Regions from separate parts of the Homo sapiens genome. Here regions 1 and 2 are each linked to region 3. The links are chromatin loops, found by intact Hi-C in ENCODE. Cell type or tissue: endothelial cell of umbilical vein. All regions are shown on one strand. Region 1 overlaps LOC107984245 (a long non-coding RNA gene). Region 2 has its middle 110 kb from the start of LINC00595. Region 3 has its middle 36 kb from the start of LINC00856.

Region 1 (8,000 bases), 230 kb after region 3:
ACAGGGCCAGGTCAGAGATGCACCGTGGAGTGGTCTGCAGGGGGCTCAGGGCACAGCACTTCTGGCTTCAGAATTTTAAAAGTTCAGTGCTGGGGAGGATGAGGACAGTTCCTCCCAAGCATCACTGCAGCAACTCTGTGTCTTCCAGAGTTTTGGGGGTGGAGGATACAAGAAGGGGAGGGAGGTAAGAGGTTCTGGGGCAAGAGGTGAGAGCTGGGGATGGGAACTAGCTCTGGTCCCAGCTCACATGCCTACATACTCCGTACCCCGGCCAGATAGCCAGATTTTGCAACAATGAGTGGACATCCCAGTTAAATTTTCATTTCAGATAAACCATGAAAATTGTTTAAGATACGCATGTCTCATTGCAATATTAGGACATGCTAAAAAATTATTGGCTCTTTAACTGCAATGCAGACTTACCTGGGCACCCTGTATTTTATCTAGCAATCTTGTGCCCTGGGTGTGTGGGATGGTGGACCCTCTGTGGGCCTTTGTTGCCTGCCAGCATCACGAAGATGATGGGTAGGGCCAGGGACAGTGGAGGACCCACCTTGTCCGTGGGGATGGATTCTTCCTGTTTCATACCAGGCCCATTGTCCAGTGATGGGCAGGGCAGGCACCTCGAGAGTCCATGGAGACGTGTCGGGGAATCAGTGAGTCAGACCTGCTCTCACAGAACCCCCAGTTTCCTCTCCCCCTCACGGAATGGGTCAGCCTGAGTGAACTGCTGGCACTGTTGCACGAGAGGACCAGCTCAGGGGCTGTCCTGGGTCACGAGGGTGCCCTTTCAAAGGGTCCTGCACTGTCTGCCTATTTCAGGACTTCTCCTGCTTGTCATCTAACCCTGTTCTTGACAACTGCAGAAGGAGGCCAGAGAGGGGAATAGGATTGCTAAGGCCACACAACACGTAGTGATGAAGCCAGAAGCAGCCCTCCACCCACCCAACTCCCTGCCCTGTGTCCTTTGGGAAAATACCTGCCTGGCCCTGCACAGTGTTCCCTGAGCAGAGGAGGGTTATCCTTGGGACCATGGGGGTTCTGCCCAATGAAGCCTAATAGAGCTTAGAGGGGGTTGCCCAAAATGTGTTACATTTCTTGCAGCCAATCTGGCCTTGCTAACCGCTTAAGCACAAACAATTCCATATGTCCAACGGGCTGATTAGCCACAGAGAGATGGGAAGGGGCCGGTCACAAATAAGGATCTATATTAACGAAAGATCCAGTGATAGAGGTCCAGCTGAAGAAAATTAAAAAGATTGTGTTTTCAAACACTGCCCCCCAACAGAGGAATTTTTCTAGCTACAAGTGAGTGCCTTACAAATTTCAGACACTAATGTATTGACAAAAACAAACAAACAAAAGTTGAAATGCAGGAAACCTCCTGGGCCCGATAGAAATCTCAATGAGGTCCTATCTGCTTGGGTTTGTTAAAAAAATGCAACTAACAATAATATCTGACACAAAATTCTTCCATGGTCTGGACGCCTCTCATCCATTGTTCTCTGGAAAAATGTCTCTTTAAGCATCTGCACGTTGGCGGTCGTTAGGGGGAAAGAGCTCAGCAGAGTTTTGTTTATTTATTTATGTCCTTTTGCTGTATTCTGATAAAGCACAGGCAGGCAGGCGGCACAGCATCTGGCTTCTTGGAAAAATGGCTGCATGGAGGATTGGGGGCCCTGGCTCCAGACACAGGGGCATGAGTGGGGGTCTCAGAGCACACAGTGATTCCATCCTCTCCAGCAACTGGTGCTGCAGTGAAATCTCCCAGGGGTCCCAGCTTCCCCTGCGGACATTCCCCAGTCCTTCTCGGGGCACCCCCTGCTCTCTCCTTAGTTCTGAGGACGAGGCAGCCTGGCTAGTGGAAAGCCATGAGTTTTGGAGTCTGGCAGACTAGGGCTTAAGTGCTGCTTTCACTCCTGATTAGCTGGGGGAGGCAGAGTGAGGAGCCACATACCTCCTGGCCTCCCTGGGAAACGAGTTGATCCTTCCTGCCTCGCATAGCCATCAAAGGGTTCACTAGCACAGGGGACAGGCACTGACGACTGTCACCTCATTTGCCCAGTGGGATGAAGCCTTCCTCCCCTGACCCAGCATGGATTCAGCCTAAAGATGGTCTCTAGGTTGCACCAGGGAAGCTCCTGCAGGCACGGACAGTGCCTCTCTCCCTCCAGACAGACCCTGTATTAGGAACCCGAGTGAGAACATAAAATTTACTTGCTGAGTGTCTTCCAATGGCCCAGGAAAGGCTCTAAAGATCGGGGTGTTTCATTCCAGGGAACTGCCTGGGACATAAATGTGAATTACTGCAGTTCTGCAGCGTCCAACAATAGCACCGGTGTCCACAATAGAAACTTCAGCCATGGCGGCTTTGCACACTGTGGCTACTTTGCTAAAGACCTCATGTAAATCAGCATGCCCCCCAGCTGCCACAGAAAACCCCAAGTTCACTTCCCCCAACTCCACACTGCTCAGATGCCGGAAAGTTCTTCCTTCTGTGGAACAGATCATCTGTCTCCTTTAGCTTCTGCACATTTACCTTGCTTTTGCCCCACAGAGACTCCCAGGCCAATCTGGCCTCCTGCTTGGGGACAAGTCACCCAGGGGATTAAAGACAGATCTCAGGCCCCACGGACCAGTCCTGCCCTCAGTCTGCATCCCTGCTCCCTCTGTGGTCTTCGTTGGAGGGTCTCTGCCTGCCTCCTGCCCTCCCCTTGCCTATCTCTGGTCTCTCTCCTCCAGGACTCAGCTCCATGACAACAGGCCTCTTTCCTTGGCAGGAAACCCGTGCTGAAGCCTGGCCATGTCCAAGAGTGCCAATCCAAGAGCAAAAACACAATCCATTTCATTTCTGTAACCCCAGCTTCCTGATTCCCAGACTATGGTGGAGCTGATGTATTCTTAAGTAGGAAGACACATTTATTTCCTCTTTAATCAAACCAGGAAATTACCTGGAAGATTCAGAGAGTTTGAATCACTTGTGTAAGGTCACACAGCAACTCAGTAGTCCGGCCATCTTGGGAAACCAAGACTCTGACCTCCTGGACTGGGTTCCTTCCTCGAGAACCTCTGTGGTAACCAGTTTGGCTCTTCAGGCTGGGGAGGACCTGTAGCTGACAGCAATCGACGAGATTCAGTGCTATGTCTATTGTAAGTGTCTGTGTTGAGAAAACGGAAACCACAGAAAAACCATCAGACCTTCCCAGGGCTACAGACACACTGGGCTTCTGTCCACCTGCTCAGAGTCCAACATGGATCTGGAAATCAGCTCACCTGAAGGCCCTGCAGCCCAGTGCAATGTGTCTAAGAGCAGGAGAAGGAGAGGAAAAGCATGCACAGCTCTCCTGGCTCCCCCACCCCCAGAGGAAGTCCAAATCATTCAGAAAAGCAGATACCAGAATATTCTGAATTTCCAGTAAGGTTTCCCTTCCCAGGAAACGTGTGGTCTGGGGAAGGACAGAGACACCTATGGGTGGGGCCGCGAGCCCCTCCGGCTTCACAGGAGGAACATTTCCTGAGCACCATGGCCCCTTTCATTTGTAGCCTGCCACCCCCAGTGGAAGTGCATTAAAAACACACACACACACACACACACACACACACAATGCTTCAGAGGTCTGCCTTTGCCAGGAACTCTAGAAATAACTCGCTGAGAAACATCTCCATCTCATACTCACCACCTACAGAGAAAACGGTCCAATACGCTGGCAGCTTGGCATGGGGAGAGGCTCAGAGAGGGGAATGCAGGAGTGAGGCTGTGTGGGGGGTTGGTGGGGGCCCCACGGCTCACAGGCCATAGCTGTCAGGGCCCTCTGCACATCTGGGCTCAAACACCGGCCCTGCCACCTGCTGGCAGTGTGACTTTAGGAGAGGTGAGCACCCTCTGGGCTTTGGGGACCTCATCTGTAAATGGGGCTGATCACGTATGACCTTGTCCACAGAAAAGTTACAGCATGCCGGGTAGGAACAAAGTGCAGCTGGTTCTGGAGTCCAGGCAGGATAAGGGAAGGTCCCTGGATGAGAAAGGACAATGCAGGATCAGAGGGGCCAGTGGTGGCAGGTTCCTCTCATTTCCTCCTACTGTGAATGCATTGTATTCTCTGGGACTTTTGGTCTGTTATCAGGAGAGAAGGACAAATGATGTGTTAAGTCTAGCTAGCACCCCTATTGTGAAGATAGGGAAACTGAGGCCCACAGAATGTGGGTGTCTTCCTGAAGTCACAGAAAGGGAAGCTGCTGAGCTAGGCTCTTGCCACCCATGCTGGACTGCTGCCACCCATGCTGGACTCTGCATGTCCTAGCAAACCCCTTGGGGAGCTGTGCACCTCTGAGGGCATGAAGCCTGGGCACGTCTGCAGGAATCCAGAATGTGTTGCCACCCGGGCCTGTCTTCTGCATTTCCCTACAAAAGTGACCAGCACTGAAGTCAAATGGACAGCTAGAGAGGGGAAAGGGACCCAGCTCTGTCCCTTTCCAGGTTGTGGCATGGTGCATGGGGCTTGACTCTGTGGGCATCATCTGCCTATCTGTGAAATGAGGACATGACTCTTACCTCCTAGGACCACTGGTGAGCATTAGTCATTCATCAAACAACTACTGATGGGTATTGATTGCCTAAGTTCCAGCCACTATTCCTGGAACTGGACAACATCAGAGAGCTAGGCAGGGGCTCTGTGCACACGCTTCTCCCTCTCTAGCGAGGCAGGCAGCCATGTGACAAGCAAAAGAGAAACACGCAGGATCATTTCACATTGAGATAATAATAAACAGTGCAGTGTGAGGGCAAGTGAATGGTGTGCGTTGGGCTGGGAGCTGTTTGAGGATGAGAGGGAGGCAGGGGGCGACAGCACCTGCCAGGTTGTAGAAACCACAAGTGCCAAGATCTTGAGTGTGGTGGGAGTGGGGAGGGGATGCCACGGGGAAGTAGCAGGGCCTGCTGTGAGGCTGAGCCGGGCACACCAGTGCTGGATGCTCCATCACGTTCGGGCTGGATGCCATGCAGGAGTCTGGGGGCAGCCTTCACAGATGCCCCACACTTTGTGGGCCCAGGCAGGAATCTGGGCAGCACAGGCTGATGTGTGGGCTCTCTCGGGGCACAGGTGCCTGACCCAGGCCTGGTGGGAAGGTGGACGTCGATGTCACAGAGTGTCTGGAAGGTTTCCATCTGCCTCTGGTGGGCTGACAGCAGACAGGGTGAAGCCAAAGGACAGGGAATGTAAATTGCTGAAATCACCTACCCCTGGAGCCTTCCCAGATAACATAGGCATTCTGAGGAGAGGTTGTGGTAGAGACACAGAACAGGAAGAGAGAAACCTACAGAGCAGACTGCTTGTTTGGATCCACAGTTCCAGGTGTGCTCTGCAGATCACCAGTTCCCTAGTCTATTAGTCCGTTCTCGAATTGTTATGAAGAAATGCCCAAGACTGGGTAATTTATAAAGGAAAGAGGTTCTTATTTTATTTTATTTTTGAGATGGAGTCTTGCTCTGTCGCCCAGGCTGGAGTGCAATGAAGTGATTTTGGCTCACTGCAACCTTCACCTCCTAGGTTCAAGCGATTGTCCTGCCTCAGCCTCCTGAATAGCTGGGATTACAGGTGCAACCATGCCCAGCTAATTTTTGTATTTTTTTTTCTTTTTTTTTTTTTTTTAGCAGAGACGGGTTTTTGCCATGTTGGCCAGGCTGGCTCGAACTCCTGACCTCAGGTGACCCACCTGCCTCGGCCTCCCAATGTACTGGGATTACAGGCGTGAGCCACCGTGCCTGGCCAGAAAATAGGTTTAATTGGCTCTTGGTTCTGCAGGCTGTACAGGGAGCAGACTGGCTTCTTTTTCCGGGGAGGCCTCAGGAAACTTCCAATTACGGTAGAAGACAAAGGGGGTGCTGGCACTTCACCTGGCTAGAGCAGGAGGAAGAGAGGGGGAGGTGCCACACACTTTTAAACAGCGAGATCTTGTGAGAACTCACGATCACAACACAGTACCAAGGGGAAAATCTGCCCCCGTGATCCATCCACCTCTCCCTAGGCCCCACCTTCAGCAGTGGGGATTACAATTCAACATGAGATATGCATGGGGACACAGATCCAAACCATATCACTGAGTTTAGTGGCATTCCTAATGCATTCCCCTCCTTTCTTTATAAGAGTTTATTCAGGTATACACTCTTCATGGGCTTCAGGTGAGGCAGGCCCCAGTCCCAGTTCCTGCCCCAAGACTGATCAAGGAGGAACCATGATCAGTTTCAGCTAGAAGTTCTCCAATTTCCTATGTTTATGGGGCCCTTAGTCTCAGCAATTTTTCTCACTGTGCCCCTAAGCTAAAAGAAATATCTAACCCTTCTGCTGGGTTAGGCCCAGACAGCTTAGTAAGTATTTAGGCCCTAACAACTTAGCCAATCGCAACTAGCTAATTGTAAAGACACTATACGTGAACTGAAAGAAAAAAGGTATACTTTTAATTAATATATTCTTTTTTTAATTTTAGAAACTTGTTAAAAAACTTTTTTGTAGGCAAGTGGAACTTAATTTGGTAAAAAAATATATGTTTTTATGGTATATAACATGATATTTTGATATATGTGTACATTGTGGAGTTGCTGAGTCAAGTTAAATAACACATTCATTATTCATATACTTATTTTCTTGTGGTGAGAACACTTAAATATACTCTTAGAAACTTTCGAGTATATAATACGTTGTTATGAACTACGTCACCATGTTGTACAACAGATCTAGTTTATTCTACTATAATCACTTACTAGTGGAATGGATGCACCTGTTGGGCACTGCACAACTTCTCACACTGTGTGTTTGGATTGGACACCAGCACCCCCATTTCACATTCCACACTGATTTTCATTCCATACTTGTTTTATTTCAGCAATCACTAAAACTTCTCAAAGATACGATATCATCAAATGTCTGTAGCATGATTAATGTTGAAACCATGAATAAACTGAGCTAAAAAGTAGTTCAAGTGGGCTGGGTGCAGTGGCTCATGCCTGTAATCCCAGCACTTTGGAAGGCCAAGGTGAGCAGATCACGAGGTCAGGAGGTTGAGACCATCCTGGCCAATATGGTGAAACCCCCGTCTCTACTAAAATACAAAAAAATAAGCTGGGCATGGTGGTACGTACCTGTAGTCCCAGCTACTTGGGAGGCTGAGGGAAGGGAATTGCTTGAATCCGGGAGGTGGAGATTGCAGTGAGCCGAGATCATACCACTGCACTCCAGCCTGGCGACAGAGCGAGACTGTCTCAAAAAACATACATATATAAAAAGAAAGTAGTTCAAGTGGTGTCCAACAGATGTCCAGCATTACTGAGTTTTCCTTGAAAGCTTAAAATATCCCCTGGCACCCCTGAATTTGGTGTGGCAATCTGGGGTGCCTCATCCCTTAGTTTGGGATAGAGTGGACTTGAAGCCGTAAATCATCTGTTTAGGTAAGAGACTGTGATGCAATTCCGGCTGATGAAATGTGGAGAGAAGTCTTTTGAGAGATTCCTAGAAAAGGGTCTCCTCACCCTATCAAAGCTGTCTGGGAGGATGCCTTCTGCTGGGGGCTGTTGCAGAGTCTGCGTAGGAACCTGGACCCGCAGCTGCCCTCTTGGACCCAGAGGACCACTGTCCCCAGGAGAAGACACTGGATGGTGAAGGGGATGGAGGGGCTGTGGCTTTGGTGGCATTGTTTGGCTGCTGAAGCCTGGAAATACCCATCTCTGGACTTGCTATTTTGTAAGCTAATGCTGTCCTGGAAAATGTAGCCTATTTAGAGCTGGATTTCCTGCTCACTAGCAGCAAAAAGGACCCTTCCTGATACACTGCAAAGAATGTTTGGGAACACCACACTTTCTATTCTCCATTAGGGTCACCTATTAAAGTCTCTGAGAAATCCCACAATCCTCTGTTTACTTTGGTTCAGTACAGTTTGCCAAATTTACTTAACTGAGAAAACCTTTTTTTTCTGTAGAACCTAATTATACCTCACAGAACATTTGTGTG
Region 2 (8,000 bases), 170 kb after region 3:
AGTGCTCAATGTAGCCTGGTCCTCGAGGCTGGGGAACCCCTGAGGGTCTCCAGCCCTTTTCGCTGGGCTGAGGGGAGCTCTTGCTTTCAGGAGAACTGCCTGAGGCCCCTTCATTCTTTCCTATTAGAATGGCCTCAGAACTAAGACTCCCCCCAGGAGTTAATCCCACAGTTTACATTGGCCTCTCTCCAGGGAGTGAGTTTGAGGACCATTTTCTCCCTCTGCCTTCCCTAAGGCAATCACATTGTTCCTGGAAAAGCTTGGCTATGGAGGGCTTTGTAGGCCCCTGGGGCTCCCTGTGGGTGGTGAGGAACCCTCAGGTCAGCCTCCTTTCACAGGCTGGTTATCTGGGAATTTGGCTCTTAGACAAGTTGATCAGCAGTTGTCCTTCTGCCAAGGGCAACAGGGAACCTCTGGAGGGGTGCAGTGGGTTGGTTCAGGGCACTAGAGAGAGTAAGGAATAGCAAGGCCTGTGTCAGATACAGAGGAGCAGCTTTACACGAGGAATTCAGTTTTCTTTCCTTGAGACTAGTGATGTTCCAAGTGTGGTTCACAGGTCTGTGTTGCTGGTTCACAAATTGTTAGTGGTGCACGAAGGAGTAAGGAGGTTGCATCAGAGCATAAAGCAAATACAACATTAAACACATATTTAATTCAGCTTATATATGCACACAAACACGCATGCCCATAATTTGTATCACAAGACACTCTTGATGAAGGCAGCAATGCATCGATTCAGGTTCTAGTGCAAGCTTTGAATGCCATTGCAGACAAGCTCTCTGAGTAACACTGCTCTCCACCACCTCTCACCTGTCTCCCAGTGGAGATGGGATCTGCCTCTGTGCTGCCCAGGCCAACATTCCCTCTCTAGTGGCCTCCAGGAGCTTCCCACTGGGTCTCCCTGCCTCCAATCTTACCATCTTCCAGCCCAAAGCATCCTCCACCCTGCTACCAGAATGTGCTTTCTATGCAACCCTGGCCATGTTGCTTTCCTGCCAAACACCTTCCAGTGGGTCTCCGAGTCCAAGTTCCTTAGGGCGGTGTTACGTAAGGGCCCTGTGAATCTTGCTCTCTTAATGCCTTCCCACCTCATCGCCCACCCACCTTGCTTTGTCATCTAGTCACAGGATTTCTTTCAGTTCTCCAAATATATGGCACTTTGTCTTACTCCTAGGCCTGTGTGCAAACTGTTGCTCCTGGGACACTGCTCTCCCTTCTTTTGTCCTGGCTAACTCCTATCCCTTCTTCATCAGAGACATTATCTTTCTGAATTAATTAGGATGGCCTCAATTGTATGAAAGAGACTGTTTATTTTCTCAAATATCCTTCTTTCTTATCTATGGAATCCCCCCTTTTGGTTAGGTTGATGGCTGCCCAGGACAAATGTAGCTCCCAGCCTCCCTTACCGCCAGATGTGGTCATGTCGCTAAATTCTAGTCAATGGGATATAGACAGAAGAGTTTCTGGGAGGTGTTCTTAAAAGAAGAGGGGGATATTTCTTCCACCTCTCCTCCTCCCTGCTATCTGGAAAGCAAATGTGATGCCTGGAGCCTGGGCAGCCCTCTTTGAGCCATGTGAGTGGAAGTCACATGCTAAGAATGGCAGGGCAGTGAGACAAAAGATGCTTGGTTCTCTGATGACTTTAAAGCTGCCCCTGTCACTCTGAGCTGCTTATCTTCAGACTTCTTATACATGAAAGAGAAATGAGCCTCTATCTTGCAAAAGCTACTGTTATTTTGGGGCTTTCTATTAATCACAGTCAAATCTAATTCTAATTGATGCAGGTGCAAGTAATTGAATACCTGAAAGTAAGGAAGACATTTTAGATCTCTCTTTTAACAAGACATCTGGAGGGGGCCTGTTCCAGAATGGTTCGACAGTCTGATCAGTGTCTATGGTTCTTTCAGCCTTTTTTCTCGTGGTCACAGGATGGCCTCTGCAGCTGCAAATATCACATCCTCACATGGAAACATCTCAGGTAGAAGGATGAGCATAGGTTGGAAAAGATGAAAGATGTTCCTTCTCACACCCCTGTCCTTTAACCTTGGAGGAAAACTCTCTCCGAAAGCTCCAAGCATGCTTCCCACTGCATCTTCTTGGCCAGAACCATAGCTGCAAGGGAGGCAGGGACAGTTAGTTTCTGGGTGAGACAGGCAAAGACCAGGGTTGGGAGTGGCTGGTGGCTGGAAAGTCAGTGATGCCTTGACATTTTCCCTCTGTGTAGTGTCTGTTCATTGGCCTCTCTCTAGAGCAGGAGTTCCCTAAGCACAGCAGCTGGCACCAGGTGCTCTTAAGAGTGCATCCTTTGGAGCCTGACTGCCTGAGTTCAAATCCCAGCTATGCTGCTTGTGGCTGAGTTAACGTTTCTGCACTTCATCATTTAAAGGGGAGAGGCAAGCATTCTCACCTACCTCAGAAGGTTGTTTGAGGAGTAAGCGGGTTCATATATGTGAAGCACAGAATGCCAGTTCTCAAAATTGGCTGCAGGCTAAAATCATATGGGGAGTTTGAAAACTTAATGGTGCCTGGCTCCTGAACTTTACCCTGGACTTTCTCAGGCTGGTTACCTGGGAATTTGGTGCTCTTGGTCAAGTTGACCAGCAGCTGTCTCTCTACCAAGGGCCACAGGGAACCTCTAGAAAGGGGGGTGCAGTGGGTTGGTCCTGGGCACTGGAGAAAGTAAAAAATAGCAAGGCTTCTGTCAGATACAGACAGTGGAATCTAACTGGTCTGGGGTGTGGCTTGGGCTTTGGGATTTTTAAAAGCTTGCTAGATGGCTGCCATGTGCAGCCAAGAACAGTGGCTAGCAGAGAGGAAGCATCCAGTAAAGGTTAGCTCTGATTGGTTTAGTTCATCATTGTGGCCCCAGTCATGAGCCCAAAGCCTGGCACAGAGTGGGCCTTCAATAGCTGTTTGTTGAAAGAATGAATGAAACGTTGGGGACAGGAAGAGGGAGTTGAGGTTGTTTAGTCCGACCCTCTGGCACTGGGATTGCTACCCTGCCCACTTGGTTGTTGCCTTGGTTGGAACATCTCCTGTGGGCTCCAGTGCTGCCTGTTTCCTCCTTCTCCCAACAGGCCCCCAAAGGCTCTGCGCAGACCAGCACTGTCTCCTCCTTCATCCACAGAGAGGATGAAAGAACATGGCAAGAGGAAGACTCACAGAACCCCACAGAGAAGCTTTGAGAATTGGGCTGTCTGGCTCTCCCATCACCCATTTGGCCACCAGCTTTGGTCCCAGCTGCTGTGCCCTCGGGGGATGCATTATGGCCCTGAAAGGGGCCCTTGTCCCTTTTTGGGGTGTCATCCTGGCTGGGTGGTATGGATTTCTGCTGTAAACATGGCCCATCTGGGAGAAGCCCAGGTGCCACGTTTTGAACAGCTCTGAAACTTAAAGCTCAGAAGGCTTTGAAATGCAAATATTTTGAAGGAAACATAAGGTAAACATGAGTGCTTATTTCCCCCTGATGAAAACAATATGCTGTTTGCTCTGAAATGTAAATAGGACCTAGATCGCTTTTAAAGAAAGCCATGTCTCATATTTTTAGGTCCAGGGTAATATCGTTCCTAAGAATATGTGCATCCGGCAGCCTTCCCACCTGCCTGAATCCACACTCCCTTTTTCATTCCTGATGCCCCTCATTCCAGCCATTGCTATCTTCTCCCATAAATATTCCAAATCCACCTCCCCCCTTCCCAATCCGGAATGCCACACTCCCCCGCCACAACCGTCATCTAATTTTTCCAGTACTCTCTGAGTGCTTGGGAGTTCCTTTTGGATAGAATTGGGGAAAAAAAAAAATCTGTAGCCAAAGGCGTTTCACTGACTTGAAAGAGATTTTATGGTGCATTGAGTTCTAATCAACTTTAATAAGTATTTAATGCAGGATGGAGACTTTGCCCTCAGCCCCGAGGCCCAGCCATGCGTGCTCGCGGCCCCCTGTTGGCCATGAGAGTAAGGACCGCTGCTGGGACCGGTGTTTTGGGTGGGCGCGGCGAGTGACAGCTGCAGAGAAACGAATAATTAGCGATTGCAACCCCTGATAATGAGTAGCTCCATGATCCTTCTTGGAGCCATTAGGAACATCTATCTTATTAATGATCCCGCTCGACAGCCACGGGCCCGGGTGCCCGCTCCTCTCTCGCTCCTCATCTGTGCACAGAAAAGCGGAGATGGAAGGTGGTCATTTTTCATCTCCCTTAGTAGTGGGGGCTCGAGCTTTCTAGGCCGGCCACATCCCTAGGGCTGATTGGGATCCACCCATGCCCCATGTACCATTCACCCTGGGCACTCCTCCTGTCGCCAGCAGAGAACACCTTTCATATGTGCCCACCTGGTGCCTCTTGGGCCAGGGGTGCCATCACCCACAGTATGCTCTCTTCCCTCCCTGCCATTTGCCTGGGATTTGCTATGATCACCATATTTGGGCAGGTACCCGCTAAGGGTTCAGGGCCTTATCCAGGTTCACACAGGTAGTAAGGGCCAGCGCCAGGATAGGATGCTTGTCTTTTTTGTGGGTTTTCCTGATGCTCCATGTTGGCCTACTAAGTGAATTCAAGAAATAGCAGCCCTTCCTGGCTGGTTTTCTTAAAGGCGATGTCCAAGCCAGCAGTTGCAGACTGTCTACCAGCTGCATCTGGTTTGTAGGTATGAATCTGTTTGACCTGCACATGTCTTAATAATTGGGAAATAGCCACTTAAATTTCCAGATTTACTGAGAAATTGGAAGACTTGGACACATTAAATTTGTAGTTCTGTATGGCTAGATCTCAGGGGGCACCTGCTCTTTTAAGACAGTTTGCCACAGGTCCCACCACTCCCTATCATCCCATGCCTTGCCTGACTGACTCACTTATGTTACCTGTCTGTTCCCATATCTGTCTGTGTTTGAGCTTGCTGTGTTTGAGATGAGAAAGTCAAGGTAGATAGGTCACGTGACTCGCCTATGCTAGTAAGTGGCAGAATTCGGTTTTAAACTTAGTTTTCTTGGCTGTAGCTTCAGGGCAGTTTTTCATATAGCCAGATAATTCAGTTATCAGATACTGAATGGACGGCGATGCTGAAAGGAGGGTGAATTTTGCAAGTGACCTAGAAATCTTTTCTCTGATTCAACTTCTGGACTATAATAGATGACTATGTCATGAACGAGTACCTGCCCACTTTAACTGGCATATCCCCCTCCTCCTAAACATCCTCCTTCCTCTAGAAGTTTCTGTTCTTGCTCCCTCCCTTAGACCCCTGCAGATTCTGCCATGTTTTTAGAGGACCCTACTTCTCTAGTCTCACTTGATTGGCCTGGACGTGGATATGTGACCAAAGTTGAGCCAATTTCAATGCTTTTTCCCATCTGGCCAGGGATAGTTGGTTCAGGGCTGAGCATTGCATCCAAGTTGTGTGAACTATTTAGACCTGTGATGTTCAAATCTTATTTTATCAGCAGATGCCTTTTCTTAAACAAATGAGATGGGCAATAGAAAACATCTACCAGGAATAACATGGTTAAGGTTGGCATGGACTTGGAATCCCACTCACTTGGATCCCACATTCTACCCCAGTAGTTCTTCAAAGTTTGTGGGAACTCTAGGGCCCCACAGAACACAGTTTGCAAATGGTTTTCCTTGAGAACAAATAAGTGGCAAGATCCCAGCCACCCACTGAACACGCCAGCAGATGCCTTGCTGAAACCATCACCTTGGAGACAAGATGGGCAGAGCTTGAGAAGCCCTTAGCGACTGTTCATTTTTATAGGGTGAAAGCAAGCCTTAGAATGAATATCTGAATCAGTGCTTCAACCTAGAGTTTGAATCTCCTTGTTTTTCCTAAATTTTTTTTCTGGAAGAACCTTCACCCCTCTGTCCCAGCCTCACACCAGTACTCTATCTCCCATCCTGAAATTGCAAGCTTTTAGGGAAATGAAGAATGACTCCACTCACTAAGCAAACAGAACTTGTTACTTAACAAGTGGTAAGTAGTTTAAACATTGCTTTTATGTGAAATGTATACACATAAAACAGAAGAGAATGCAACATTCACCTGAGGCTTCAAAATAAAACATGAAGCTTGAAAGGGATTTGGGGGTTATAATGCTGCTTTGGATAAAATCTTCTGGTGCTCTTGAACAGGGCCCTCAAAATTTCTCTGTAAAAGGCAAGATAGTAAATAGTTTAGGCCATACAGTCTCTGCTGCAATCACTCAACTCTGCTTTTGTAATTAGAAACAGCCTTAGATAACATGTAAAGGAATGGGTGTGGCTGTGTTCCAATAAAACTTTATTTAGAAAAACAGGTGGTGTGCTGGGTTTGGCTGTAGTTGCTGGTCCCTGCTCTAGGTCAATGTGGGTACCCTACTTTGTTTTTATAGGTTTCTTAGTAGACACATCTGAGAGCAGTATATGACACTAACTAGGTATCCTACAATTCATTCAATTCTGACACAAACTTCCTAAGGCAGACCCCGCAAGTTAAGGGCTCAGCCTCCATTTCATATGCACTTCTGTCTGGCCAACTACAAATTCCCAGGTTCCCCTATCCCCAATCCAGGCTTGAATATTTGCCAGAATGACTCACAGAACTCAGGAAAGTGCTATCCTTATGACTGTTGTTTTATTATAAATGATACAAATGAACAGATTCACCAGGCAGGTCTTGGGGGTGAGGGGCCCGTGAAGCCTAAGATACTGACTATCTTGCCCTTTACAGAAAAAGTTTGATGATCCTGAGCAGTGCATCAGGAAATGTTCTCCAAAGCCACATTATACCCCCCAGATACCCCTGAAGTTCAACTGTTTTATTTTCAAGCCTTAGGAAAATATTGCATTCTCTTCTATTTTATGTATATACATTTTACAAACAGAGTGTTGCAGAGCTTCCATGCTCTCTCCCAGTGGAATGTGGGTATGGCACTCTTCCAGCAGTGTGGAAGTTACCCAAATCTTGTTTCAGAGTTTCTATCTGGGGTTTCATTAGTAGGCGTGATTGATGAAATCATTGGCCATGAGATTGAATTCAATTTCCAGCTGCACCCTCTCTCCCCAGGGGTTGGTGGGGGTGGTGAAAGTTCTAGCTCTCTAATCACATGCTTGGTGTATCTGGTGTGGCCAGCCCCTCTCTTGAAACTATCTAAGGGCCCACCTTGAATCACCTCATAAAGTTAGGTATAACCAAAAGGTGCCCATTATGAATAACAAAAGACACTCCTATCACTCAAGAAATTCTATGGGTTTTTGAAGCTCAAAAACCAAATATGTATTTTGTATTATACCACAATTGGCAAATGGATTTTACTTAATTTCCCAACTCCAACTGATTGGTCATGCCTGCTTGGAGTGCTAGGCTGTAGTTTCTGAGGCTGGGTCCAGGTTCACTGGAAAGAGTGCTGTAATCAATTAGTGATGTCTGCCATGGGTAATACAGGAGGCTTTAGCAGCACGTGTGCCGTTTATCTGCCATTCCTAAAGGGAAATCTCTGTATCTGGCACCTGTTTTCCAAACAGTATTTTCTTATCTTCCCAAATTTTGCCTGCTAACCTGTATTTATGCTATCTAGCCTCTCAAAGAGGCTATACTGAGGTCAGATCCTACTATCTTCCCGACTTGATTTTAAGTTTCAGGAGAGCAGGTTTCCTGGTGACCATGCATGAAAACTCCAGTAAGGAATATAGCCAGCATCACTCTGTGTACAGAGTTAAGGCTGCAAGAGGGGAGGGGAAAAGAAGTCAGTGAGAGTGTATAGAGGTCAGCTTCCCTGAGAGGTAGAGGGCTGATCAAGGTCCCGAAGAATGGGCAGGATGGGGTAGGTGGAGGGGAGAGGAGGGTATATGTCAGGAAGTGAGGTGTTGAGGAGCTGTGGGAGAAAGAGCTGAGGGCCAAGTCTTGTCCCCGACTTCAGAGGGCTTGAGATCCAGGTAGAGTTGGTAGCTGTGGGAGCCCTTGTTGTTGCTGGACAGGAGAGCTACATGGGACTATTTTGACATGGGGGAAGATGCATGGAAGGGCATTTC
Region 3 (8,000 bases):
AAATGCCAATTCCCTGGCTCTGCCCAGACTTGCTAAATCAGAATCTGGAGGTAGGGCCCAGCAATCTGTACGAGAAGGTTGTCCGGGTAATTCTAATACATGCTAATGTTTGGGAAGCTCTGACTATTTGGAAGCAGAACTAGAAGCCTGTCAGGGGTCACAGTGAACTGCTGAAAGTGTTTATGAGCTCCCATAATCCAGTGGCATCCTGGTCCTGGGAGCGGTGAACCCACTGGGTGCTTAGGATCCAAGCTGGTGAGTGACAAAAGTAATGGATCCAGTCTTGGACACCATAGACTAGACTTGAAAGTTGACAGACTCAGGTGTGTGTCCTGAGATGGGAAAGAGGACGGTGACAAGTCTGAAAGATAGAATCTGTCCTGTTTATTCAGAGTTGATGTCTACATGGTTTCAGGGTTCAGAGCTGGGTAGAACCCCAGGGGAGAGGAGGCATCCTGGCCAATGGAAGTGTGCAGGCAGGAGCTTCAGATTGTGATCCCCTTTGCCATTGAAGGGTTTCCTACATTAGGGAGGGTCCCCATTGGCCTCAACATTCCAGGACCTGTTTCCTTTTAGCCTATACCTCACCTTCTTGTGGCCTCCCTTCCCCAGAGTGGAAGGGTTGTAACCCTGTAAATGAGGAAAGTCCTTCTGCATGGACATACTGCTTCCTGCTGAGAAATACCTCCATTCAGGGGAAAAATGGGATTAATTTTTAGCGGAAGCAGCAGTGGCTGAACATGCAGTTTTCAAATTGTTGACTATGATATTAAGTAACAAGCAGACTCCTGTCCAAAGGATGTTATTAAAATTAACTGTTTTAGCACTACAGTTAGAATCAAAAACCAATCTGTCACTCCTAAATTGGTTTCTTTCAACTGCTATTTGCGGGTAAAATGAACAGTTTTAACAATTACATCTCCAGTGCAAATCATAAACTTGATTTACAGGAAAACACTTAATTTACTGCATTTGACTGTGCACCAGAGCTGCCAATTATCTGACTGTAAATTTCCCCACTTGGTTATTTGTTTCCTAAACAGCAGCCTTGGCCCCATTGCCTCCCTCACCTCTGGGCCCAAGGCCCCACCTGGGGTTGCAGAACCTGATTGGGGTTTTGTTTGTGAAGCGCTGGTGCTCGAAAGCAGACAGGGTCCACATGGACCCTCTGTCTGTGTTATTTCAAGTTGTAAAATATTGAGTAGAATATCACTGCTCTTTAACCTAGTCTGAGCTAGCCATGAAGGAGGAAGAATCACAGAATCTGTGAGCATAAAGACCATGGAGAGAATCATTCATTCATCCATTCATCAAACAATGATTACGCAGTCATTTTCCCAGAGCTGGGAGCTATAGGCTATGCAGTGATGGCTGCGTCTCCCATGGTTCCTGCCCTCAACAAATTCACAGTCTAAGAGGAAATACATGTGCTGTATTATTCAATATCATTTTGTGGTATAATAAATTTTCCCTTTAGTTGTTGGCTGTTAATGAGCCAAAGTGCTGGGGCCCACTGAGAAGTGATTGTTCTGCTTGGAGGTGCTGGAGAAAATAGAGAAACTCACATGCCGTAGTTTTGCAGAAGTTCCATTTGAACTGAGTCTTGATGTCTGAATACGAGCTTTTCAGGTAGAGAAGGAGAGGAAAGGGTCTTTCAGGCAGGGGGAACAGCATCAGCCAATTCTTTTTGGCACAGAAGAACAGGGTATGTTTAGTGAGGGGGTGAATGGTCTGGCCTGGGAGGAGGGAAGGGGGCAGGTTGGCACCAGGATGCCGCTTTTAAGGAGTTTAGAGTCTGTTGGATTTATAATCCAAGTCCTTCTCTAGCTAAGCAAATGGAAGTCCACAGCATTGAGATACCCCGTGTAAGTCAGGAGAGACTGTAAATGCCAAGAAGCTATAGGATGGAGAATGGAGGATAGTTTCCTGGTATTTTGAGAAGTAAGAAAGCATATGCAAACATATGTAAATGAGATGCAAGCCGGCACCTGCTCTGCATTGTGTAGTCAGCCAGCTTTCTGCAGCCCTGTGTGTTTCTACAAAGGTGAGAGAGGTGCCTCCTTGTGACTCCAGCTGAGCTACGGGAGATATCAGGGGGTTTCATAAAAAAGAAAAATTACCCCAAGACTTTCCCTGCCAGGGTCCTTTCTGTTGGAGGAAGTGTCCCCTTGGGAGAGAGAAGAGGACCAGAATTTAGGCCTCAGAAGGGAAGGATGAAGCCCCCAAAGTTGCCACCTTCTAGGGAGCCCAGACCTCAGGATTTTGAGGAGTTGGCTCCATCAGTGTCAAGAGGTTTGTGTGGGCAGCTGGCTTGGGAGGGTGGGGGGTTCTCATGCCCTCTGCTCAGGCCCTCTGCTTCACCCCAGCATGCCCCACTCCCCTAGGCTCAGTGTCCCCACGGGAAGGGATCAGTGGGAGCTTTCAGCGCCAATGTCTCATGAGTTGAAGGTCAGTGGTTTTCTCTTGGACTGATGATTGTCCTGCTCTGATCCACCTGACTCCAGAGGGGTGGGTACTGACATGGTGACTCAAGAATGTGGCCTCGGTCTCCCCCTGGGGCCTTGTGGTTAATCCCCTACTCTCCTGTGGTCTGGAACCACTGAATGCAGATTCAAATCTCTCTTTCCTCCATGATTCTATCAAGAAAGAAGAGGGTTGTCATCTCAGTTGACACAGGGGTGGAGGCCCGTGCGTGGGCCCCTGAAGTTTCTAGGGCTGACTCTTCCTAATTTTCTGTGTGGCCTTGAACAAATCCTCTCTCTGGATGTCACTCGCACCTAAGAAGCCAGATACTTCAGGTAAGAGCCCTTTCCTGTTGACAGTTGCCTCATCCTGACCTGCTGGCAGGGTGTGTGGCGGGGAGCTGAGCCCCTTAGGGACAGGGGCTGCTTGACAAACATTTTGGAGGGCTGAGGGGGGCATTGGGGCATCCCCACCTCCAGGAAAACACTGCAGCCTCAGGCCCCTGCAGTAGAGGCACCCCTGGAGGGAGGGAGGGCCAGCTGCCAGGCTCGTGCCCCTTGTGGGTCCAGGGGGCCGACGTTGGGGAGGGCTCTCCGCCATTTCTGGCTGCCCCTCTAGTCCTTCCTCGGGTCTCTTTCATCCTCCCTCCCCTCTCTCCCATCTGCATGCCAGACTTTCCCTCCCAGTCTTTTCTATCTGTGCTCTCTCTCTTATTCTCTGAGTCCCATGGTTTTCTCTCAGCTCCCTGCCTGGCCTCTCTGTCTCCCTGCAGGCCTCTCTCTTTCATCTTCCTCTCCTTGCCTGCTCTGGAAGTCCTTCTCCATGTGTTCCCCTGCCTCGGTATAACCTCTCCTCTGTCCACCTGCACCCACTTTCTCCCCCAGCTTCCCCCACCCAGCTCCCAAGTCCTGAGCGCTTTGGGGGAAACTGAGGACAGGTTTCACCCTACTAAGGATGGAACAGGCAGGACGGGAGAGAATAGCCAGCCTTCAGCAGGTGGCACTGTTGGGTGACTTTTGCTTGTAAAACCTTTTAGCACTGAAAAAACATGCTGGAATCTATTGGCATTTGAGAGGCTCTTTTTTTTAAAAAAATAAAAATAATGACTCTCATTTCCTGGGCATCATTAAACAAGGTGCAGTGTTTGTGTGTGTACGTGTGTGATGAGGATGTATGCACACAGATGTCTGCACCTGAGCCTGTGGGGCTGGAGTGTAGGGGTGTATGTGTGAGCAAATGTCAGGGCCCTGGGTGCCTGGGTCTACATGTGTAGGGATGGGAGTGTCTGTGTGCGACACACACAACCTGTGTGAATGTGGGTTTCCGTATGAACTGGTGTGTACCAGCATGGGATGTGTCTACACGTATGCACCATCACACATGAAAGTATGTGTGTGAGCGAGCAGGGCAGGTCGGGCTGTGTGGGGAGCAGGGTGGTGTGTTTGTGTCTGCGGATGTACCCACCAGCGGAAGCACAGTGGAGGGGAGGGAGAGTCATGGAATTAGGCCTCCAGGTTTCAATTCTGGCTTCACACTGCAGTGGTGTGATTTTGCTGAAGTCTCTGAGCCTCAGACTCTTCATCTGAGAAATGAGATAATAGCATTATCTGGCACTCCGGATGACTGTGAGGATTAAATAGGCTCTTCTGTGTAAAGGGCCTGTCCTGGCATGGGCCCAGTAGGCTCAGGGCCACAGTGTGTCTGGGTGAGAGTCAGCAGGTGTGGCCTTCTGCTCTCCAGCTCCACTGTCTGGCTGGGCTGGACTTGCTGGCCCTCAGGCCTGTGGTGTTGGCCTCTCTAGGGGTATGAAGACCCAGGGGTGGGGATGTCCTGAGGGCTCTGGGGTCTGACCAGCCCTAGTGTTTCCTGGCTCTGCTGGATAGAACCACAGCCAGAATGACCGCCCCCCTGCCCCGCCCCCCAGCAGTGGAGATCCAGCATGCAAGAGCTGCAGTGGCCCTCAGGGGTCGTCGACTCCATCCAGCTCCCAACATAACAGGAGAGGGGAGGGCAGGCCACAGCTCCCCACATAACAGGAGAGGGGAGGGCAGCCCACAGCTCCCCACATAACAGGAGAGGGGAGGGCAGCCCACAGCTCCCCACGTAACTGGAGAGGAGATGGCAGCCCAGAGGGGCCGGTAGCCTGACCTGCGCCCCATCGTAAGTCATGGGCTGGCCACTGTCTGAGGGCTGTAAGCTGGGCTGATTCCGAGGCTGGGGCCCAGAGGCAGAGGCAGAGGCAGAGGGCAGCTCCCTGCCTCAGCTCCTTGCAGTCCTGACTCCACCCCTCCACCCCTCTTCTTTCCTCTTCCTCATCTCTTTGTGGCGACCTTCTGCCTTAGAGCTGAAAGTGGAAAGAGGGCCGCATCTGACTGGTTCTCTACTGCTGTGTAACAACCATACCAGAAGAGAGGGGCTTCGAGCAATGTCTTCTTCTTTTGCTCTGCTCTCTGGGTTGTCTGGGACTCACCTGGGTCTCTCATGTGGTGGCTAAGGCTGGCTTCTTGGGGTCTTTGCCTCTCTTCTTGCAGCATCTCATCCTCCAGGGCCTCTCCACGTGGCTTGGGCCTCTCCCAGCAGTGTGGGCTCAGGGTAGTGATTCTTTTTATGTAGCAGCTAGCTCCCAGGACACTGCCAGTGGAGGCTGTCAGGCTAGTTAAGGGCTAAGGCTTGGACTGGCACAAGGTCTCTTCCTCCTATTCTTTTGGAAAAAATCATCATGACCCACCCAAATTCAAGAGGGCAGAGAAATAGAACCCACTTCTTTATAGAGGAGGGGAAGGTCATATTGCCAAAAAGCCTGTGGGATGGGTGATGGTGTGGTGGGCATCTTTGGAAAGTGCAATCTGCTACACCATCTTAATGGCATTATAAGATGACAAGCAAATGCCAGTCTTAAGAATGTTTCTTCTCCACCATTTCATCCAGCCCTCCCAACAGCCATCTGCAGTGGGCCTGTCCTGGCTTCATCACCCCCTGTGTCACCCTGGGCAACTCCCTTCACTTCTCAGCACCTCAGTTTCCACGTGTTGAACAGGAGTGGTAATAGTTCCTGTTTCATTGAGTTGTCATAAAGCAAGAACTCAGCCCAGCACCTGGAGAGACCTCAAATGCGTTGTTACTATCATCGCCCTTCTCTTCCTTTCACAGATGAGGAAACTGAGTCTCAGAGAAGTCGAGGGACTGGCTCAGAGATGTACAGCATGGCATTGCTGGAGCCGGCCTGGAAGACAAGCAGTCTCCCTCCAATTGCACACTGTTTTCTCTGAGGCTCTGCATTGTTGGAGGAAGGGTCAGAGGGGCTGGAGAGGAAGAAACAATGCAAATATGAGGCAGCAGAAGGGAAATAGAGGTACTGGGGGCTTCCAGCCTCATGCTGCTTGCTCTCTCCTGAATCCATCGTTGGTCTTTCTGTCCTAATCCGACCACTCCATCGCCAGCCTCCATTCCTCTGAATGTTGATAGAAGAGCTCCGGACTCTTTCCAGCTTTCCAGACTTTTCCACTCACACAGACTCAAGGGTCCTCCCAACTGTCTTGTGAAAAGAGGCCATCCCATTCCACAGGAGGGGAAACTGAGGCTTGGAAAAGGCACATGGTCCCATGTAGCGTCACTGTGGCTCTTCGGACTCTTCCAGGTCCCTCTGCCTGTCCTGGGCCTGCCATTGTTCCACCTCCAGGTCTGCCCACTGCCTGCACCTCTCCTCCCCGTCTCACCTTGCCCTGCACTGCAGCTGCCACGACCTCCAGCAGCCCTTTAGACCAACGTCCTAAAGCGATAATGCCATGATGTTCCTGGCTTTTTCAAAACCCTTTTCCTAGAGTGTGTTAACCAGAATGGCAGTCCCACGAGGATCTCTGTGATGAAAGGGCTTCATGGTCAAATAGTTTGGGAAACGTGGCTTCCTTTGTCCCTTCCTTCTCAGTTTGCCAAATTTAATTATGCCACACCCCCATGCACCTTCTTTTGTTTCATGATATCATTATTTAATACCCCATTTTGGAATATTATCTAAGAAATGTGGCCTGAGGAATGAAGTTCAAATCTCTCCTCTTGGCGTCCAAAGGGCTTCACCATCAGATCTCAACCTTGTTTTCCACCGTGCCTCTCTTGGACATCCAGAGCCCTTGCCCTCCCCTCAGTAGTCCCTGGTGTCCACAAAATCCATGGTCTCACCCTCCCTGTTTTTGCTCAGACCTCTCAACTCCCGTCATGTATCTCAGAGCTCTGTTTCTCCAGGGACACCCCCAACCTCTCACCCCTTGGCGGTGCACTGACTGCTGCATCTCACTCAGCCATTGGTTGGGTGCAAAGTAAATTTTCTTTCCAGGCATGAACCTGAGTCCCAAACTCAACCCTAAGCTCTTTAAGGGTGCAAGTGTCATCTTGGGTTTCTGCGTCTCCTGACTTCCTCCCCAGGCCTGGTGCAGAAGCACTGGCAATGCGTCTTATGCTGGGCAGACGGTGCCCAGCAAAGTTGAATAGATATGTGGCAACAGGCTGGCTCAGCTGGAGTTTCACCCTCAGTAGGGAGGAACACATAACTCCTTCTTGCTGTGGTATGGGAGTCCCAGGGTCTCAGGACAGTAGAGGCCACTGGTCCACACATGTCTTCTATGTTCAGTTTGATCTGAATTTGAGATTAGCGATTCTCTTTCTCCTCTCCCTAGTGGGAGAACAACAGGAGCTGGGCTTTGGCTGTAGCAGCAGAGGTCCCAGTTAGACTCAAGGAATAACTTTCCAAGTAGCAGAGACTGTGGACCATTTGCCAGATTGGATTTCAGTGATTGGTTTTAGACTAAGAGGACTTTCTCTGTTGTCCTTAAGGATTTAGGGGTGACTGTGTTCTCCCAAGAGGTGGATAAGATGACCTCTTTTGGGCTTTTCTATCCCTGTAATTTCCAGAGCTGCCAGCTCTCTGGGTCCCTGGGGTCACAAAGGGAGGAAGAATTTCGACACAGGGAAGGAGGTGGGAGGAAAGGGGAGAGGGGTTTGTGTTGGGGGAACAGACCCCAACCTCTGCAGCTGGGGCATGTACTGCCCAGAGGAAGGAGGTTGGCGTGCCAAACCGCCCCAGTGGCTCTTGGAGCCTCTCTGGGGCTGCTCCCCCACTCACGCGCCACAGTTATTTTTAGCACTGGGATGTGCAGAACATGCTACAGAGAAACAGAGTGGAAAATCTGACACTCAGAGCCCCGCTTGGAGGGAGACACAGTTCTTCCAGCCGGGCGCCACTCACGTGTCTGATTTGCATCTTGCACGTTTCTCCAAGCAGCCCGACTACTTTGAATTCCAGCTGGCTCCCGGAGCTGACCCACAGCCTCCTGGACAGGGCCTGGGGTCCTTGCACTTGGCAGGTGGCGATGGCTCTGGTCAGGCTCCCCTTGCTTCTGCTGGCCATCAGAATTGTGACCTGCATACAAGCATGGGGCGCTACATAAAAAGCCCAGTGGTCGTCTCCTGGGTGTCCCAGACATCATGTGGAGAAGACAGGGCAGGTCTTAGGATTGTTGTTGGGTAGGGGAGGAAAGCCAGGC

What was found. Peaks named below come from ENCODE experiments on the same cell type or tissue, not always from the same donor. Only the 100,000 strongest peaks of a DNase experiment are listed, where the experiment ranks them.
Region 1: it touches region 3 in a loop (22-fold over the local background); 2 of 110 quality-filtered maps call a loop at or near these places.
Region 2: it touches region 3 in a loop (21-fold over the local background); 2 of 110 quality-filtered maps call a loop at or near these places.

What each region holds. Positions count from the first base shown.
Region 1 is chr10:78,434,454-78,442,453 of GRCh38, forward strand. LOC107984245 (a long non-coding RNA gene) reads right to left here. Exons shown (of 3, transcript XR_001747513.2): 2 at 2,952-3,158. Among named protein-coding and RNA genes, the nearest start is that of LINC00595, 170 kb to the left of the region's middle. RefSeq lists a silencer at 1,379-1,673. In endothelial cell of umbilical vein, a CTCF peak has its summit at 3,864 (motif pointing left); DNase peaks (open chromatin) are centred at 1,528 and 2,858.
Region 2 is chr10:78,377,316-78,385,315 of GRCh38, forward strand. No RefSeq gene overlaps it. Among named protein-coding and RNA genes, the nearest start is that of LINC00595, 110 kb to the left of the region's middle. RefSeq lists an enhancer at 1-533. In endothelial cell of umbilical vein, a CTCF peak has its summit at 3,939 (motif pointing left); no DNase peak of the experiment used is centred here; H3K27me3 peaks cover 922 bases.
Region 3 is chr10:78,208,201-78,216,200 of GRCh38, forward strand. No RefSeq gene overlaps it. Among named protein-coding and RNA genes, the nearest start is that of LINC00856, 36 kb to the right of the region's middle. RefSeq lists enhancers at 3,837-4,393, 4,433-8,000, 7,712-8,000. In endothelial cell of umbilical vein, a CTCF peak has its summit at 3,442 (motif pointing right); a DNase peak (open chromatin) is centred at 3,481; H3K27me3 peaks cover 473 bases.